Linked DNA regions of Homo sapiens: region 1 is linked to region 2. Evidence: chromatin loops called from intact Hi-C (ENCODE). Cell type or tissue: heart left ventricle. All regions are shown on one strand. Each heading gives the region's core, and the rest is flanking DNA. Links, peaks and the distances in the headings are about the cores only.

Region 1 (10,663 bases), core at 969-8,968, 49 kb before region 2:
TAAGAGGGAAGTAACTTTATTCTTAGTCTTCATGTTTTAGGACCTAGCACAGTGTCTCACTCACATTAGGATTTTATAATATGTGTTATTAAGACTACAGAATTGTTAAATACATTGCTTAGGAAGTGGACTGGACTTCTGGATACATGTTATGCACCCGTTTTCATTCAGCAGATATTGGCATTAGTGAAGCAGCCTTCATGGTACTGGCTGTCAGCTATATTATGGAAATAGTCTCATTACATGAAACTGAATGTCATAATGATTTTTGTTAAAATTGGAATATTGCTGTAGTAAAATTAGAAAGTGACCTCCTCCAATTAGTACAGCATATTATCAGAACCCTCAAATGTGTATTATAAAGGTTAGGTATTCTAATCTAGCATAACGGAGAGGACAGTTTTGTTGACAGCTTTGGAGATGGATTGGCACTGATGCTTATAAATTGGTTCGGAAATCAGAATTTAATTTTGGCAAGAATTTATAAAATTTAAGAATTTATTTTTTGAAAATATTTATTTATTTATTTATTTATTTTTTTGAGACGGAGTCTCGCTCTGTCACCCCGGCTGGAGTGCAGTGGTGCTATCTCGGCTCACTGCCAGCTCCGCCTCCCAGGTTCATGCCGTTCTTCTGCCTCAGCCTCCCGAGTAGCTGGGACTACAAGCACCTGCCACCATGCCTGGCTAATTTTTTTTTTTTTTTTTGTATTTTTGGTAGAGACGGGGTTTCACCATGTTAGCCAGGATGGTCTCAATCTCCTGACCTCGTGATTCACCTGCCTTGGCCTCCCAAAGTGCTGGGATTACAGGCGTGAGCCACCGCGCCCGGCCCAAAATTTAAGAATTTATAAATTTTCTTGGTAGCCCATAAAATTCACTTGTATCCATCCAGTAGCAGAAATCTCTTAGTAACTCCATGATCTCTAGGAGCAGTAGGCCATTTAGTAGGGAGGAGCCCTTTTTCTTTAATGTAGAGCAAGCTTTGGCATAGTGGTTCTCAGCTAGGGGCAGTGGCGGATGTTTTGGGATATCTTATGGGAAAAGGGTGAGTTAATGACAATGGGTTTAAGATGAAATGCAGGGAGTGGGACAGATGTATATCAAAAGTGAGGTGGTGGCTGTGTGAGTGTGAAAGTGATGTAGGCAGGTTGAAAGTCATACTCTATTACTGTCTGTACTTGTGTCTTATTAGAAATTGTATAAAAGATTCAATATAACCCACAGGTTCAGAAAAAAAGAATAAAAAAAGATTGTATAAAAGAATTTCAAATCAGCATAGAAATCTTACGTACACATTTCAATTTTTTGATTTTTAAATTGTATTTCATAAGTTAGTGGTATAAATTTAATACATTCAATAGATTTTAATCATTCGTGTTTTCAGCCCTTTGTATATAATTTATAAAAGAGCTACTTAGACTTCTGAGCCAGCTTGTGTTATTTTTACTTCTTAGAGACTAGCTGATTTCAAAAAGTGGGTATGTTGAAATAGGCTTTTAATTGTAGACACTCCCTCCTATCTTGAACTTTAACTTGTAACTGTTAGGTGTAGCTGTTTGCTTCTAGAAGATGATTTGACTGATTTCTAGTGAAAAAATAGGTACTGGCTTAAGTTTGAATTCACATTGTAGAAGTAGCTTTTCAAAGAGTGCATTAAAGGCACTTAAATATATTGCTGGAATATAGGGCATGATAGTTCCTGGAAGCCTACCTTTGTCATACAGGAGAACAGTTTTGTTAGTGGTATTTAGTGCCTGAAGATCTGAGTGAATATGTATTATCAAATAAAGGAAGCATTGGTCAACACAGTATGATGCCTATGACATGTAGTTGATGACTCAGTAGGAAGGAAATATATTTTTATGTTGGGGAAAAATGCTGTTGGTACCTCATTTTGAAATTATGCAAGTGAAAAGTCTGTTGAAAACAAGTTGATTACAAGTAATTTTTTTTGAGGAATGCAAATATGCCATGCTTAGCTTACTCTTATATCCTCTCATTTATTGTAATTGAGTTTTTCTGTAAATAGGAAGATCTGTAATATCAAAACATTATTGCAGATTTTCCTCTCCCATTCTTAAGATTGTATAGCCAACTTTTTGGGTATAGATAGGAAAAAACTTGCTTGTTATATGATATTTCTGTCTCACACCAAGGTGATGATGGTGACCCACTATCAGAGAGTTATTCTTTGTTTTTTCTCCTGATGTTAATGAAATTTTCATTCCGTATTTTTTTGCACAATTCTTTAATTTAGTAGATTGGAACAGAAGATTGTAAGTTTTGGGTTCAAGGATTGGGAAGGAAGCTTTTGCTTAGAAGGGTACTTGGGAAGTAAGATGCTACCTACCCATGGAATATGGAAAAAAATCACAATGGCTGGCATTTGTTGGGGTACTTAATGCCAGGCACTGTTGTTAGATCATTTTGTGTATCATATATTAACTTGGTCTTCACAGCATCTCTATGAGATACGTGTTGTTATTTTCATTTTATAAATGAGAGAGGAGGATCAGGGAGGGTTACTTATCCAGAGTCAGGAAAGTCAAATAGTAGTTATCAGTTGAGGGAAGCCAGATCTTGCCTTTACATGTAGGCTAATTTTACCCTTAAAGCGTAATTTAGGTTCTTTGTACTTACAGTATTTGAAGAATTTGCCTTTTAGTCAGTCAGGTTCTTTATAGAAGGTATTTTATTTTTTGGATGTGAAAAAATGTTTACATTTGAGGGGAGAAAAGCAGCTTACAGAAAGAACACGCATAAAACCATTTCAGTTTTGTCATAGATAAATATATATGTAATCATTTTTAGAGAACAGATACCAATTTTCTGGGTAGTAAGATTCATAATGCACTTCTGTGATTAGGAAAAATAATTTTTTAAAAGGCGGATTGGTAAATACCAGTATCCTGGCGACTTTGAGAAAAATTAAGGGAAATAAAAATACTGTTCTCAAATTGTAAAAAGGGAGAGCTCTCCTAAGCTCTCCTGTGACAAGGAGGCCAAGTTATGTTTTTTCTATTTCTTAGAACCTGCTGGTCATTTTTCTGCCACTCTTGCATGTGATTTTTTGGTATTACTTAGTCTTCCCCCTTAAAAAAAAACTAGAGATGGGGTGTTACTGTGTTGCCCAGGCTGGTCTTGAACTCCCGAGCTAAAGTGATCCTCCTAAACAATCACTTTCGACTTCCCAAAGTGCTAGGATTACATAAAATTTGATAAAGGATCTGTTTTCTCTATCTCGTAGATCCAATCTAGTTATTCTTCTGGCAGTTTTACATAGAGGCTTTTTTCGATATACTGTGTTTCTTTTTTTAATTCTTGAAAATTTTTATACTTTCTAAAAGATTGCAGGTATGCTAGTAGTTAATATTTGTATGCCTTTCACCTGAATTTATGAATGGTTACCTTTACCACATTTACTCTCTTTTTAATAATATATTATTTTTTTCCCTCTGTTTCATTTGAAAATAAGTTGTACTCTAAATACTTCAGTATGCTTGCATTTCATAAAAGTAAGGACATTCTGCTACATAACTAAGGAGATTTTTTTCTTAAGTGTGGAGATGTTCAAATTTCCCATGGGGCTTATAAGTATTAGGTGCCATGTGACTGTAGTATATGCTTTGTAGTATATGCTTTTCAGATTTCCCATGGGGCTTATAAGTATTAAGTACCATGTGACTGTAATATATGCTAGCTTTTTGGCAACTAAAACTGAGAACAAGAAAGTTAAATGCTGTTGGTGCGCTTTTCTGTGTAGGTGAAATAAAGTAACAGAAGAGAAAGGAGAAGACGTTGACTTTGCAGAGTAACTATCTTGTAGGGTGGAGCTGTTTTTATGTAGGAATAATAGCACAATAACATAGCCTTGAGGTTACTGCATCATTATGGCCTCTTCTGGTGAAGATGTTAATAAGGATAAGCCTGGCTTAACAAGAACATGTTAGAGTAGGAGGAAAATTAATCATCCATCAAATAGAAAGATATTTAGCAAGATATAATTACCTAGAAACTGTCCTTAGTGGAAGCTGTCATTTTCCATTGATGTCAGATTAGTAACATTTTATTGTCCTCTAGGTTAAATGTATTTTATTTTCATCATTGTCAGGTAGCATGTATTTCTCCACTGTTAAAGTCTTTATGTGAAAATGCCTTTTGTAAGTATGTATAAAACCATTTCAGTTTTTTCATAGATAAATATATATGTAATCATTTTAGAGAACAGATACCAACTTGCTGGGTAGTAAGATTCATAACGCACTTCTGTGATTAGGAAAAATAAATTTTTAAAAGGCAGATTAGTAAATACCAGTTGACCCTCTGTGTCTGTGAATTTTGTATTCATGGATTAAACCAACCACGAATGAAAAAATTCAAAAAATGAAATTGAGTCTGTACTTAACATGTACAGACTTTTTTCTTGTTATTATTCCCTACACAACACAGTACAACAACTATTTATATAGGATTTACATTGTATTGTGTATTATAAGTAGTCTAGAGATTATTTAAAATATACATGGGTATGTGCATAGGTTGTATGCAAATACCGCGTCATTTTGTCAGGGATTTGAGCATCAATGGATTTGGATATCTGTGGGAAGTCCTTGAACCAACCCCCCAGGGATACCAAGGGACAATTTTATTTTATTCTTTATCAGGAGGGATAAAATTAGGAATTAAGATTGGCATTCTTTGAGTCCTTACTTGTTGTTCGTTTTGTCCTGCGTAGGTAATATATCTAATAGTGATGAAAGAACCTGGACTGGGAGAGTCTAGCAAGTAGTAAGGATCAGGATAGAGTAGGTGATAAGGAATCGGAGTAAACGATTAGGCAGCTTGGAACTAGGGAATCAGGAAGATCTATAACAAGGAGAGATTCCCAGATACAAAGGTGAGTGGGTCAGAGGCCAAGCTGTGTTCAGATAGAGATGGGTGAATAGTTAACATGTTTCAGTGAGATTTGATGATACCACATGCTCTATCTATACTTTCTGAGCTCTTGACTGATTGCTAAAGTTTAGAAATAAATCTCAGTTGATAGGTCCAGTCTCTGCATGTGGGAACAGGCAATTTTGTGATGTCTGACTGAGGTAGTAAGCAGTACAAGGGTTGAAGATTAGTCAGGGCTCCTGTGGAGTAAACCATGCCCATTTCAATCACTAGCTGTGGAAATCAAGGGTATATGTATATGTATATTTTTCTGTCTATAAGAAGTATATTCTTCTTTAGTATTGCATTGCTTGTTTTCCCCATCTTAGAGGTAGACGTCAGTTTAGTTTTTGAAAGGTTTTTGCCATGTGCTGTATTTTGATAATTTTTTTTCTTTTCAGTTTTTTTTTTTTTTAATTTTGAGACAGGGTCTCACTTTGTCACCCAGGCTGCATTGCAGTGGCACGATCTTGGCTCACTGCGGCCTCTACTTCCCAGGTTCAAGCGATCCTCCCACCTCAACCCCCCAAGTAGCTGGGATGACAGGTGCATGCCACCGTGCCCGGCTGATTTTTGTATTTGTTGTAGAGATGGCGTTTTGCCATCTTGCCCAGGCTGTCTTTTCAGTTTTTTGTCATATCAGAAATATGGTGACTTACCTTGTTTATGATGAAGGTAATTCGACTCATCGTAGATTAACATGAAATCATTGAAATCAAAGTTGAGTTCTTGGCACTGCCTCCTGTTTGCTATGTGACACTGGGTTTGTTACATATCACTCAAACCTCAGTTTTCTTTAAAATGGGCTAATAGTTCTCACTTGATTGGGTGGTTTAAATGAAAAAAATGTAGAGCAGTACAGAGCCTGGCAGATAGCAAGTGCTTGATACATTTTAATTATCATGACATCCAATTTATAAGCATTATTGTTTAATTTAGTTAAACAAGAAATTGATGTAATCAGGATATTGTTCTGTACATGGTAAGATTTCAGGGTACATTTAAGAAATTAGGATACTTTTAAAAATAAAATAGGATATATAGTTTGGGATTTTTAATTTTTCCCCTTTAAATATGTGAAATGTGAAACTTAAAAAATCATTTAAAAATGTTTGTTAGCCAGATTTTAATGTGAATTTGAATATATTGGATTTCTAAAACAAGAATGAGAAGCAACAGCCTTAGTGTAATATTATTTTTATATATATATATATAATGTAATGAAAAACTAAAGATATTCTATTAAAGTCAGGGACAAAGTGAACATGCCTACACTTGTTATTCAGCATGGTTTGGTACTCCTAGTTAGTGTAGTAAGTTAAAAAACAGATAAAATTATAAATAGATGAATAAAAGATTTAAATATGCAAAGCAGAACCAATAAAAGGCCAAGAAAGAAAATAAAGAATATTTTTGGAATTTTGCCTGCAAAATTTAGGGGCTCATGAATCCCCTATAGAGGTTATGCAGTTTCTCCCTCAGTATCTATGGGGATTGGTTCCATGAATGCTCAAGTCCCTTATATAAAAAGGTATACTATTTGCATATAACCTGTGCACATCCTTCCCTGTACTTTATTTTTGTTTTAAAGGGTTAAACAATAAGGCCTTTATCTGCACAAATCAGGGTAGAATGAGGCAGGCAGTTCCAGGATTGGCTGATTCGGAAACTGGCTAGACAAATCCATCTCAGCTACCATTGTCCACAAAAAAGGGGGACCTCTGGAAATCCACAGCAGACCCCAACCCAGGTCTTTTGGGCAGGAGCTGGGTCATTTCCACACTGAAACCACTCTGAGGGAGGGGATGAAGAACCACCAGGTTTTGTTCACTCACCTAGTTGTAGGTAATCTCTACATTGTGGATAGATGGAGCAGTTCAACTTCTGGCTGACAGCTCACATTCAGAGGTCACTGTCAGCTCTTCTCTTTTATGATCATGCTATTTTGAACAATGAGACAACATCTGCCATGCACTCTTAAGGCCTCTGTCCAGTGTGAACTCTAATGCCTAATGAGGTTAGGCCTTGACTGTATGCTTTTTTACATCCGCTACACTTCTACATTTATAAGGCCTTTCTCTGTGTGAACTTTCATGTGCCAAGCAAGGTGGAAGTTTCTGCATTCCCATATTTCCTGCATACATAAGGCCTTGTTCCATCACGAATTCTCTTATATGCTGTAAGATAGGAATTGTGGCTGAAGAATTTTCCACATTTACAACACTTAGAAGTCTCTTTTCCAGTGTGAACTTTCTGGTGCTCAACAAATGTGTCTTTATAGATAAAAAGACTTGTCACATGATCTGCACTCATAAGGCCTTTCTCCACTATGAATTCTCTGCTGCTGAACAAGATAGGATCTTCTAATAAAGGATTTATCACATTAAGCTCACTCTTTTTTTTTTTTTTTTTGAGATGGAGTCTTGCTCTGTTGCCCATGCTGGAGTGCAACAGCAAGATCTCGGCTCACTGCAACCTCCGCCTTCCTGGGTTCAAGTGATTTTCCTGCCTCAGCCACCCAAGTAGCTGGGACTACAGGTGTGTACCACCATGCCTGGCTAATTTTTGTATTTTTAGTAGAGACGGGGTTTCACCATGTTGGTCAGGCTGGTCTCGAACCCCTGACCTCAGGTGATCTGCCCTCCTCAACCTCCCAAAGTGCTGGAATTACAGGCATGAGCCACCATGCCTGGCTTTAAGCTCATTCTTTGTATGACCTCTTTAAAGTATGAGGGTTGGAGGTGGAGCCAAATAATTTCCCGCAATCACTGCATTTATAAGGTATTTCTTTGCTGTGAATTCTTCTTTGTACTGTAAAGTAGGAGTTGTGACTAAAGGTTTTCTCCACATTCACCACACTCCTAAGGCTTTACTCCGTCATGGATTTTCTGTTGCTGAACAAGTTTATCTTTGCAGTTGAAGGCTTTCCCACATCACTGCACTTGCAGCCCCTTTGTCCAGTGTGAAAGGCCTCCCTACTCTCAGTACTTTGGTGTGGCTTCTTCCCCATTGGGAGGGGCCTGGTGCTTGAAAACTTCAAAGCTATTCAAGAAGTATTTTCCACCCTTCCTGCTAGTGAAAACCTTCTTTGACATGTAGGATCTGCAGATCTTCACAAACACCAGGCTCTTTTCCTTCTAGAAGATTTCTGTCTGCTGCCTCTGAATCTGGTCTAGGTTACAGTGAACCAGAAGTCTCCACCCCATGACTCACATGTGTGTGGTTGCTATTCAGAGAATGTTCCCCTTGTCCAGCTAGATGGAAAAACGTCTTTCAAGACCAGGCCGCACATGTCATGGGGTGGGCTTTCTGACCTGCCTTAGGAATTCTCACCTGTGACACTCTTAAAGAAACACCCTGCTTGGAAGGTGCATGTTCATCCTCCACTCCATACCAGTTACCTTGGGTGGGGTCACCTCAGGGTGCTTGTTGCCTTCTGAGCCTCACTGCAAAATGCCCTCTCATACTTGAATTTTAATTTTTTTATTTTTTTGAGACAGGGTCTCACTCTCTCACTCAGGCTGGAGTGCAGTGGTGTGAATACGGCTAACCCCAGCCTCGACTTCGTGGGCTCAGGTGATTCTCCCACCTCAGCCTCTTGAGCAGCTGGGACAACAAGTGTGTGCCACCACACCTGGCTAGTTTTTTGTATTTTTTTTGTTGTTGTTGAGACGGGGCTTTGCTATGTTGCCCAGGCTGGTCTCTAATTCCTGGGTTTAAGCGATCTGCCCGCCTCGGCCCCCCAAAGTGTTAGGATTACAGGTGTGAGCCACTGCACCTGGCCCCTCCCATATACTTTAAACCATCTCCAGATTTCTTATAATACTTAATATAATGCCAGCACTTCATTTGTGTGGATTCAGCATAGTACTCAGTGTACAGCAAATTCAGGTTTTGTCTTTTGGAACTTTGTGGATTTTTTTTCCCCTTCAGTATTTTGAATCCACAGTTGGTTGAATTCCACTAATGCAGAACCCATGAATACAGAGGACTGACTCTATCAGTGAGGGTTTTCCAGAGAGACAGAACCAATAGGATATACATATGTACAGATAGATACATGAGAGAGGATTTATTAGGGGAATTGGCTTACACGATTATACAGACTGAAAAGTCCCATGATAGGCAGTCTGCAAGCTGGAGACCCTAGGATGCTGGTAGTATGGCTCATTTTAGTCTTAATGTCTGGGAACCAGGGAAGCTGATATTTTAACTCTGTCTGAGGCTGAAGGCCGCAGAGGCTGGAGTCCTGATGTCCCGAGGGGAAAGAGAGGGAGAATTTTCTTTTCCTCCACCTTTTTGTTTTTTTCCTGGCCTTTAGCCAATTGGATGGTGCCTGCCCACAGTGCAGGTGGATCTTCCCCAGTCAGCCCACCACTCCACCCGCCAGTCTTCACTGGAAGCACCCTCAGAGACACATCCAGAAATAATGCTTTACCAGCTCTCTAGGTCTTCCTTAATCTAGTCAAGTTGACACCTAAAATTAACTAACACAGAGGTTTGTGGATTTCAGGTTAGTATTCCTCTTGTAGAGGAAAAAAAGGTGAATTATAACCAAAGGCAGATGAAACTAAGTGTTTAAGTGACTTACCAAAGATTTGATACCTGTTCTGTAACATTTTGTAGGATGAAACTAAGTGTTTAAGTGACTTACCAAAGATTTAATACCTGTTCTGTAACATTTTGTAATACTTCGCTTATTCAACTCTGCTGTTGTGTGAAAGCAGAGATAGAAAATATGTAAATGAATGAGCATAGCAGTGTTGTAAAAACAGGTGGCCAGCTGGAACTGGCCTTTGGGTAACAGTTTGCCAACCCTTCTTCTACGTTATTTGGAAACTTTTTCTACTCAGTATATTGCCTGAGACATCAGTTGAGGTATTTTTTGCTTAAATGGTAGCACCCATGGTGTACCTATCCCTATTAATGTATTGTTAAATGCTTACATTAAAGCAAGTGTGTAGAAATAAGGATATACAGGTTGAGTATCCTTATTTGAAATACTTGGAACCAAAAGTGTTTTGGATCTTTAAATTTTCCGATTTTGGGAATATTTGCATTATGCTTACGATTTCCTAATGTGAAAATCTAAAGTGCTTCAATGAGTTTTTTTTTTTGTTTGTTTGTTTGTTTTGTTTTTGTTTTTGTTTTTGTTTTTTTTTACAGAGCCTCGTTCTGTTGCTTACGCTGGAGTACAGTGGCACGGTCTTGGCTCGCCGCAGCCTCCGCCTCCTGGGTTCAAGCGGTTCTTCTGCCTCAGCCTTCCAAGTAGCTGGGATTACAGGGGTGTGCCACCACTCCTGGCTAATTTTGTATTTTTACTAGAGACGGTGTTTCGCCATGTTGGCCAGGCTGTCTCAAACTCCTGACCTCAAGTGATCCGCCTGCCTTGGCCTCCCAAAGTGCTGGGATTACAAGCGTGAGCCCCTGCGCCTGGCTGAGCTTTTCTTTTCAGCATCATGTTGGAGCTCAAAAAATTTTAGATTTTGGAACATTTTGGATTTCAGATTTTTGGATACTCAACCTGTATAGCTGCTGGTAGAAGTCACGGAATTTCTGAATGAAGAAAGGTTACAGTGCTTCTCAAACTTGAATGTGCATACAGATCACTCTGGGGTAGTCTGGGGTAGAGCCTGAGTCATTTGTGGGGTCAGTAGATCTGCTGGGAGCCTAGGATTCTGCATTGCTAACACTTTCCCCGGAGATACCTATGCTGTTAGTCGCTG
Region 2 (10,663 bases), core at 1,636-9,635:
TGTGTCTTGCATGAAGGAGGCACAGAAGTCCATCTGTGACATCATTGGTGAGTGCAAAGAGCAGGTAGCCAACTCTGCTTTTGTGGAGCAAGAGTGGAAGAAGGGCTTCGAGGTAATATATATGAGTGAGCCCATTGATGAGTACTGTGTGCAGCAGCTCAAGGAATTTGATGGGAAGAGCCTGCTGTCAGTTACCAAGGAGGGTCTGGAGCTACCTGAGGATGAGGAGGAGAAGAAGATAATGGAGGAGAGCAACGTAAAGTTTGAGAACCTCTGCAGGCTCATGAAAGAAATCTTAGATAAGAAGGTTGAGCGGGTGACAATCTCCAGTAGGCTTGTGTCTTCACCCTGCCGCATTGTGACCAGCACCTACAGCTAGATAGCCAATATGAAGTGGATCATGAAAGCGCAGGCATTTTGGGACAACTCTATGATGGGTTATATGATGGCTAAAAAGCACCTGGAGATCAACCCCAACCACCCCATTGTGGAGACACTACAGCAGAAGGCTGAGGCAGACAAGAACAACGAGGCTGTCAGTGACCCGGTGGTGCTGCTGTTTGAAACCACACTGCTCTCTTCTGGCTTCTCCCTTGAGGATCCTCAGACCTATCCAGCTGCATCTACCACATGATCAAGCTAGGTTAGCTATTGATGAAGATGAAGTGGCAACAGAGGAACTCAGTGCTGCTGTTCCTGATGTGATGTGTTCCTGAGGATGTGTTTCACATGGAAGAAGTAGATTAAGAGTTTATACCTGCAAACCTTGTGCCCTTGCATAGTGTCCCCATGGCTCCCACTGCAGCTTTGAGTGGTCCTGTCCCACCTGGCTCTCTCTGCTGATATCTAGTATTTTTTCTCTTCTGTCCTTGTGTCTAAGGCAGGAAACAAGGGCATCAAGCCCCATTCCCTCTCTACTTTGACAGCAGAATTGGATGTTGTATATCCTGTTTTTTTGTTGTTGTTTATTTTGTTCTGAAAGTATGTAAAATAAAGAATATGCTGTTTTTATACAGTAAAACAACACAAAAGATTACCATTTCTGGGGATTAGCAACTAAAAGAGGATTATTTTTCTTGGCTTGTTGTGGTATCTGTAACATCATACTTAATGTTACAGAGTTGCATAAAAGTGGCAAGTGTGAATATCTTTACCTTCTTCCCAATCTTAGGAGAGAAGCATTCAGTCTTTCATCTTTAAGTATGATGTTAACTGGAGTTTGTAGTTGCATTTTATCGGGTTAAGGAAGTTCCTGTCTCTTCCTAGTTTGCTGAGAATTTTATCATGAGTAGGTGCTGAAATTTGTTAGATGCTTTTTCTGTACCTAATGAGATGATTTTGTGGCTTTTCTCCCCTTTGAATGCGGTGAATTACATTGATGATTTTAGAATGTTAAGCCAGCCTCTTATTACTTCATTTGCTTATGATGTATTGTCCTTTTTATTTATTGCTTTGTTCAGTTTTCTAGTTTTTGGTTGGATTTTTTTGTTTATGTTCATAAGGAATATCAGTCTTTTTTTTTTTTTTTTGGGGGGGGTCTGTCTTTGGTTTTGGAATCAGAGTGAGCCACATAAAATGAGTTGAGTACTCTTCCCTCCTGTTTTCTTAAAATAGTTTTATAGGACATCAGGGGAACCATCTGGCCCTGGTATTTTTCTTGTGGAAAGGCCTTAAATCATGAATTCATTTTCTTCAGTAGATAGGGGCTTATTCAGATTTTCTATATTTTGTGATAGTTTTCATAATTTGTACCTTTTAAGGAGTTTATTTTATCTAAGTAATTGAATTTATTTTCATTATGCTCATAATATTACTTTATCACTCAATGTCTGCAGTACTGGAATGATGTTTTCTTTTTTATTCTTCATTGACAATGTATTTTTTAATGATCTTTTTTATTGGCTGTAGAATTTGGATTGACATTGTTTTTCTTTCAGCATTAAAAAAGTTACTCCAATAATTTCTAGCTTGCATTATTATTATTATTATTTTTGTGGAGACAGAGTCTTGCTCTGTGGCCCACGTTGGAGTGCAGTGGCATGATCTCAGCTCACTGCAACCTCTGCCTCCTGGGTTCAAGCAATTCTCCTGCCTCATCCTACTGAGTAGCTGGGACTACAGATGCACACCACCATGCCCGGCTAATTTTTTGTATTTTAGTAGAGACAGGCTTTCACCATGTTGCCCAGGCTGGTCTCGAACTCCTAAGCTAAGGCAATCTGCCCACCTTGGCCTCCCAAAGTGCTAGGATTACAGGCGTGAGCCACCACGCCCGGCCTGCTTGCATTATTTCTAATGTTAAATCAGCAGTCACTCTGCATATAATCAGTCTCTTTGATGGATTTTAAGATTTTCTCTTTAACGCTGATTTTCAGCAGTGACTGTGGTGTGTTTTGTGGGTTTTTCTTTGTGTGTATCTTTCTTGGTGTTTGTTGAGTTACTTAGACTTGTGTTTATAGTTTTATCAGTTTGGAAGTTTTTTATCATTTTATCAAATTTTTTTTTCTGTCTCCTCTCGCTTCTTTATTTATTTACTGTTTGATAGGTTACTGAGGCTCTGGGTTTTTTTTTTTTAAACTCTTTATCTCTCTGTACATCAAGTTAGATAGTTTTTGTTACCCTGTCTTCAAGTTCGCTGATATTCTTTCTTGCAGTATCTCATCTGCTCTTAAGTCAGTCCAGTGAGAGAGAGAGATATATATATATATATATATAATTTTTTTTTTCATTTTAGAAATTATATTTTCCAATTCTGGAAGTTTCCTCCCCTCTCATTCCTTTCCCTCTCTCCTCTCTTCCCTGTCCCTCCCCTTCCCTCCCCTCTTTCGACAGTTTTTGGTTTCTCCTTATTGTGCTTATATTTTCCCCATAATTCTTTAACATATTTACAATATATAGACACTAAATCACTAAATCCTTGTCTGCTAATTCCGTTATCATTCATTCTCACTTTTTTTGGGGGGGACTAATTTTCTTCTTCTTTGTCACATTTCTTTATAGTTAGTGGTTTGGTTTTTTTACCCCTTGTTTTTTTTAATAGTTTGTGGTTTTTAATTGGATATTTCACATTTTGATTAATATTTAGTGTCTTTTTGTCGTTGTTTGTTTTTTTTAAAATTAGAGATGGAGTCTTGCTACATTGCCCAGGCTGATTGAAAACTCCTGGGCTCAAGCAATCTTCCCACCTTGCCCTCCCAAAATACTGGGACTACAGGTGTGAGCCACTGTGCCCACCTGTGTCTGGATTTTTAAAAAACTTTTAATTTAAAAATAATTGTAGAGTCACAGGAGCTTCTACTGGGAAGTCCTGGACATCTTTCCCCCAGTCTCCCTCAGTGTTCACAATTTATATAACTATATTACAACATCAAAACCAAGATTGATATTGGTACAATGCATAGAGTTTATTTGGGTTTCATCAGTTTTACATGTACGTGCATGTGTGTGTGCCTGTGCATAATTCTGTGCAATTTTGTCACATGGGTAGTCTTGTGTAATTATCCCTACAATCAAAGATACTCAATGGTAGCATCACCAGACTCCCTTGTGCTATCCCTTTATGGCCACATTCATCCCCTCCCCCATCTATAATCCTAAACAACCATTAATTGGTTCTCCATCTCCATAATTAGATTATTTCATGATTGTCGCATGAATCGTATTATGCAAGTAGTATCTTTGAGATTGACTTTTCCACTCAGCATAATTTTTTTGAAGTTTGTACAAATTGTTGTGTTTATCAATAGTTTGTTCCTTTTTATTACTAAATTCTATCCTATTGTATGGATATACCACAGTTTAACTGTTCGTATTTTTTTTTTAAAAAGTATGGAGTTTTGTTTGTTAGATAGTTGAGTAACTTGTGGATCAGCTTGACCCTTTTGAGCCTTTTTTTTTTTTATGATTAATTAAGCAGAAATTTTATTTCCAAGCTCTTCAAAGACTGTTACAAACACAAATAATGTATCCTTCTAAAAAAGTGTCCCAAATTAAATCAGATTCACATCATCAAAGTAAAACCCTTGTGAAGTTAAGAATTCTTTTAGGTTGTAATGTTTTTATGTTAGTTTTTAATCATTTACAATGTTCTGTGGGTCACATTTTAAACATTTTTAAATATATGAAATTCTGTATTTCTTTAAGTACAGCCACAGCTACAAAGTAGAGGAACGTAAGAATACAAAGACCAAATCTGCTTCATTTATATACACGATGGGGCAGCCTAATGCACATCATAACATTAACTTTTCCAAACAAGTTTGCTAAGAATCTGCTCCCATAATTAGTGTTAAAAATAAAACAATCTTCCCATTTAGAAAAATCAAGACATCAGTTGATTAGTAAAGCCTATTCTTCCTCCCAGCAATTTGTACTTTCTGGTCTTCATTTAGGAATTGTAAATTCATGAGAAAAGAACAAATTTTTTATGGTATAAATATCTTCCAGGAACAACAGTTTACAAGTATTCGATTGTTTAAATAAACAAAACTATTTTCCTTCCTAAAATGTAAACATCCAGTAAATGAAACATACATGATATTCCAGGTATAGAAATCTTAGTAACTCACTTATGAAAGAGGTGCATTTTGGTATGTTTGGTGGTAAGGTTTTTGTTTATCTTATGTATAAAAGTACTTGCACAAAAAAACAAGCTATTACTATTTAAAACTCTATTCCTTCACCCAGTTTCCTCACTCAAGTAGAAACTCATGAATTTCTGTGATTTTGGCTATAGGACGGGGCCACAGGAAAGGGCTGAAATATCTCTAAAAGTTAGGGAAAAGTGTTTTCTTGAGACTTGAAGGCAGTCATTCATCACTTTGTGCTTGAAGGCATTCCTCAGCAAACTTCTCTCTTAGAGTCTTCAGAGTAAAGCACAGGATCTGGGTTCCCAGAAGGGGTTACTTCCAGCTAGAACACCCACCAGCAGGGCATCCTTGCAGGCATTCTGCATACAGTACTGTTGAAGCTCTGCGGCTGCCTGAGAGACATTGATCCTCTCCACGCCAGCCTCCAACTTGAGCTGCTCCACCAGGCACTGCAGGGCGCTCGCGCTAGCCCCAGAGGACATGGTGGCGGCGCTGGGCTCCGAGGGCCCAGCCTTGTTTTTAAGCTTTATTAGGATAGGTTTGAAGTAGCCTTTATTCTAGGAATAGTTTGTTCCTATTTCCAAGGAGTGGCTTTTCTGGGTTCTCTATTAAATGACAACAAAGTCTGTCTTCTGTGCTTGATCACAACTTCGATGTATCCCTGTCTCTTGTAAGATCCAGTAATTGGTCAACTAACAGCTCCTTAATAGTTGTTTTTGGGCCCACCTTTGTGGAGTCTCTCTTTATGCATCCACGATAGTATTGAGCCACAGACTACAGGTGAACGCCTGTGCAGATTTCTGGAGTTCTTTCTCATTGTTGCACCTTCCTTTTTTCTTAAATCATAGTCCTTCACTGCTTGTTGTCTATTGTCTGAAAGCAGTTGTTTCATTTATGTAACTGAAAAACTGTATTTTTGAGGTGGGTAGGCAAGTCCAGTAATGGTTTCTCCACCATTGTGGCAACAAAACTTTTTGTTTATTTCTAAGTTAGTAATTTGAAAGTCAAAATTGATTCATCTGTCCAAAGAGCAGTAGTTTTTGTTTTGTGTCTTAAGATGTTATTTTAACTTACATTTTATTTTTTGAATAAGAAATATGCTCGTATGTTTTAAAATTTAAATGCCACAAAAGATATACAATGAGGTATCCTTCCCTCCCTTATTTCCCAGTCACCCACTTTCCATTCTTGGGGACAACCATTGTTACTAGTTTATTGTGTATCTGTCAAGAAATTTGATGCACATTCTTATAATGTGTATCTTACTCAGAAATTCTCTACACAGAAATGTGGAGATATGTATATATACATATATATATATATATATATATATATATATATATATATTCTCCTTCATATTCTTGTTTTTAAAAAAAGGTAACGTACTATATTCTTTTTTGTATCTTATTTATTTATTTATTTATTTATTGGAGATGGAGTGTTGTTCTGTCACCTAGGCTGCAGTGCAGTGGCGTGATCTCGGCTCACTGCAAGCTCTGCCTCCCCCGGGTTCACGCCATTCTCCTGCCTTAGCCTCCCAAGTAGCTGGGACTACAGGCACCCGTCACCACGCCCGGCTAATTTTTTGTATTTTTAGTAGAGATGGGGTTTCACTGTGTTAGCCAGGATGGTCTCGATCTCCTGACCTCATGATCTGCCTGCGTCGGCCTCCCCAAATGCTGGGATTACAGGCGTGAGCCACTGCACTTGGTCTTTTTTTTTTTTTTTTTTTACTTAATATAACTTAGAGGTCTATGATTTGATTACATGTAAATATTTTATATATTTTTTTCAGCTTTGTAGTATACAGTTATATGGGTATACCCATAAATACGATTATGTACCATAAGCAAATTAACTAGTTCTGTTGTTACTAATCATGTACTATTTCAAATAGTGCTAAGGTGAATAATCTTTCTGGGCTATTTTCCAACACCAGCAACCAATTCTCTTGATTCTCCAGACACCAAGTGGGTGTTCAACAATTCAGCGTAATTCAGTTCTCACAGTAAATATCTGGAGCTAGTGCAGACCCCACAGCTTAAGGGCCCATTCCTACAACACTGCTTTCCACTTCAGACACCATTTGTAAGTCCTGCGCCACCTGTACTTCGGACCACCTGCTATAAATTGGGGGTTCCCTCAACCTCCTCCTAAGGTTAGATAATTTGTTAACCTGGCTGACAGAACTCAGGAAAACAGTTTACTTACTCTTGCTGGTTTATTATAAAGGATACAACTCATGATCACCTAAGTGGAAGAGATGCGTAGGAATGTGGGAGGCAGCACAGAGTTTCTGTGCGCTCTCTGGGTTCACTACCCTCCAATCAACTCAGTGTGTTCAACCCTGGAAGCTGATCAGATCTCATTGTTCAAGAGTTTCTATAGAGCTTAATCTCCTGTCTCTCCCACCTCACTTTCTGGGGTGGAGTCAGTGGCTAGGGCTGAAATTCCATTGCTCTTATTATTTGATCTTTCTGGTGACCAGCTCTATTCCAAGGTCATCTAGGGGCCCCACTCTAAGTCACCTCATTAGCATAAACTCAGATGTGAGTGAAACAGACTCATTATGAATGAGTGAAGAGACACCTATCACTGAGGATATTCCAAGGGTTTTAGGAGCACTGTGCCAGGAACTGGGGACAAAGGTCAAATAGATTTGGCCCTCTATATCTGTGGATTCAGTCAGCCTTGGATTGAAAATAATTCGCATGGTTGCATCTGTACTGAACATGTACACTTTCTTCCTTGTCATTATTCCCTAAACAATACAGTATAAGAACTATTTACATAGAATTTATACTGTGTGAGGTATTATAAGTAATTTTGAGATGATTTAAAGTGTACAGGAGGATGTATATATACAAATACTCTACAAATACATTTGTTATATACAAATACTGTACCATTTTGTATAAGGGACTTGAGCATTTTTAGATTTTGGTATCCTTGGGGGTCCTGTAACCAATCCCCCGTGGATACTGAGGGATGACTTTATATTTCCTTCTCTTTTTTTTTTTTTTTTTTTTTTTTGAGATGGAGCCTCACTTTGTCACCCAGGCTGGAGTGCAGTGGCATGATCTTGGCTCACTGTAGCCTCCACCTCCCAGATTCAAGCAGTTCTCTTACCTCAGCCTCCCCAGTAGCTGGGACTAGAGGTGCAAGCCACCATGCCTGGCTAGTTTTTGTATTTTTAGTAGAGACGGTTTTGCTGTGTTGGCCAGGCTGGTCTTGAACTCCTGACCTCAGATGATCCACCTGCCTCAGCCTCCCAAAGTTCTGGGATTACAGGCATGAGCCACTGCACCTGGCTTAACTTTATATTTCTTATTATGCCACATTCTTTGTAGTATGGAAGTAATTTCACTTACATGCAAGTATATGTAAGATACATTTCTAGAAATGGAATTCTTGTATCAAAGGCTATGTACATTTGTAATTTGGATTTTTTAAACCAGTTTTCCCACCATAGAGATTGTACCAACTTATTCATGTCACAAATGTGTGAAGTGACTGTATGTTTCCCCATACAACTTTATGTTACAAATTTTTATTAAGTAATTTAAAAAACAAGGTTCTTATAGTACTCTGCAAAACATGTATATGTAAAAAAAAAGACGTAATACTTTGTTGTAATTGTCAAAAAAATTAAGTAGAAATTCTATTATGTTCACAATTATAAAAGACTTGATATACTTTTAACAGAGTTGAGTAATGTTAGCTAATTTGTTGCCATTTTATCATATATCTCCAATGTGCCAGGTACTGTTATGACTTTATATACGTTATAAAATCTCTAATATTTAAAGTAATTTTACAAGGTGTATAGAATTTATATTACCTTTATTTCACAGACAGGAACCTGAGCTAGTAAATTCTAGGCTTAAGATTTGATTCCAATTCGATTCTAAACTCTAGATTTTTGTCATATCTTTAATTAATTTTACTTTAGTATTTTGATCTTTCCCTTTTTTGTGTAGAGGACTAAAATTCCTCTGATTTCAGCCATTATCCTGGTCTTTCGGCATTCCCAAATTGAATTAAGGAAGATTTCTATAATTTGCAAGAATTAGAAGCCCCAGGGTAAAACAAAGAGCATACACACTTGTCTTTCTGAGAAGAGATGTTAAATACCCCATATAGATGCTGCTTTCTTCTGTATTTTCTTATTTAACTTGTAGAAAGTAAGGGAGAATAGCAAAATAGCAGAATTACTAGAGAGAGAAGACAGGCAGTGGTAGATAATAGTAATTGGGTCAGGAAGCCTGTTTTAATCTCCAAGTAACTTATTTGCTGTTTGAATATCTTGTTTTACCATGTAAGAATCAGTCTATAGGCATTTATTTTTAACATCCTAGACAGTTACTGTTTAATTTTATCTCATTTAGAGTCCTACCACAGCTACTAAGTTGACTTTTAGAGCAGAATATGTCTTTAAAAATCTTGGTCAGCGTATTTCACAAATAGACAAATTTCATAACAGTCCACATTTTGTAGACTTTTTAAAATAAAAAATAATTGTTTAAAATTTGGATCTTTTTAATTTCAGTTGTTCCCCCTTCCCATCCCATTTTACAGACATTTCAACCTACGAATGAAGAGGGACACTTCCCTTTTCAGTGATGAATTTAAAGTAGAAACATCAAATAAAGTACTTGATTATGATACCTCTCATATTTACACTGGACATATTTATGGTAAGTTGGACCTTAACAGAACCCTTTTCTTCCATTTTTTTTTTTCTACACAAAGATACTCATTTTGAAGTGTAAGCAAATATTTCAGAAAAGGTTATAAATCCAGAGGAGGTTGAATTCATATGAAGGGTAATGGTCTTTGAGAAATGAAGTAATGTTTGGACCTATCTTTACATGTATGTTTAATAGTGAATTATGAAATATCTGGCTTCTGAAAGGGGTGAAATTTTGACTCAGTACCTCTAAACTGTTAGAGTTTTCAAAAGTTTTAACGACTTCTGTAATTTTCTGATTTTCCAAGTAAGAAATTAATAGTAACTTTGCTGTGTTTTATAAGAAAACAGGAAAAGTCTAAAAGGAAACAGTAAAGATGATCTTAGCCAAAAATAATGTGACAGAGTCATCTGTAGGAAAATCCTCCCAAGGCCCTTCTTCCTCAGAATCTATTTGCTTTATTCACAATTCTAACAAATTTCTCTTGCTGCATCAAATTGAAAATGCATGTTGGGGGGCATCAGTGGCACACTTAACCCAATAGAAAGTTACATCTACTAGTAGTGTTGAAAGAACAGAACAACTATAGAAGTCATAAAAAAGCTTAAAAAATGAAAATCTTCTGGGGGTGTTGGAGAGAGGCAAAATGTCATTGTTTTATAACTGTACATTAGTAAGTACTCAAGATGATTCTCACTTAAGACAGTGTTAAACTGTTTGAGATTATTTCTACACGAGTGATTTCTACTGAAAATAGTAACATGAAAAATTAAATGCTTAAAGAATTTTTTCTCATTTTTCGATTGTGCCAGATAAATGAGGCATTTCTATACTTAAACTTTCTCATTTGTAGAATAAACCTAATCATTAAATTCTTTAGCTTTTTTGTACTCTTACAATTCTGTAACCAAAATGAAGCGTTTTTCATCAGTAGATTTTCAATGTCAGACTTTAGTGTTATATTGTCTTCTTGATTATTTATCTTTCTGGGCAAATAACTTAGTAGTTCCTGCCCTTTTTCGCTAGGTGATGAGATCAAGAAAAGTCCGAGGCCGTAAATGAGATTGCAGATAAAAATCATGTTATTTAGGCCAGGCATGGTAGCAGTTACACCTGTAATCCCAGTGCTTTGGGAGGCTGAGGCAGGAGGATTGCTTGAGACCTGGAGTTTGAGACCAGCCTGGGCAGTATAGTGAGACCTTGTCTCTAAAAAACATAAAAATTTAGTTGTGGTGGCACACCTGTAGTTTCAGTTAGATGGGAGGCTGACGTGGGAGGATTGCTGAGCCCAGGAGGTTGAGGCTACAGTGAGTTATGATTGTGCCACTGCACTATAGCCTGGGGGACAGAGAGGGGCCCTGTCTATTTAAGAAAACAAAACAA

What was found. Hi-C counts contacts between places; a loop is a spot of excess contacts. Peaks named below come from ENCODE experiments on the same cell type or tissue, not always from the same donor. Only the 100,000 strongest peaks of a DNase experiment are listed, where the experiment ranks them.
Region 1: a loop joins it to region 2, with 2.5 times the contacts of the local background. A loop is called at or near these places in 28 of 110 quality-filtered maps.

The regions. Positions count from the first base shown.
Region 1 is chr15:58,729,395-58,740,057 of GRCh38, reverse strand. The region is part of intron 1 of ADAM10 (ADAM metallopeptidase domain 10); the gene reads left to right. Among named protein-coding and RNA genes, the nearest start is that of ADAM10, 15 kb to the left of the region's middle. In heart left ventricle, for the core only: no CTCF peak of the experiment used is centred there; no DNase peak of the experiment used is centred there; H3K27ac peaks cover 577 bases.
Region 2 is chr15:58,680,819-58,691,481 of GRCh38, reverse strand. It overlaps ADAM10 (ADAM metallopeptidase domain 10), which reads left to right. Exons shown (of 16, transcript NM_001110.4): 3 at 9,168-9,286. It also overlaps the pseudogene LOC100289060 and the pseudogene HSP90AB4P. Among named protein-coding and RNA genes, the nearest start is that of ADAM10, 64 kb to the left of the region's middle. RefSeq lists a silencer at 5,053-5,235. In heart left ventricle, for the core only: no CTCF peak of the experiment used is centred there; a DNase peak (open chromatin) is centred at 5,051.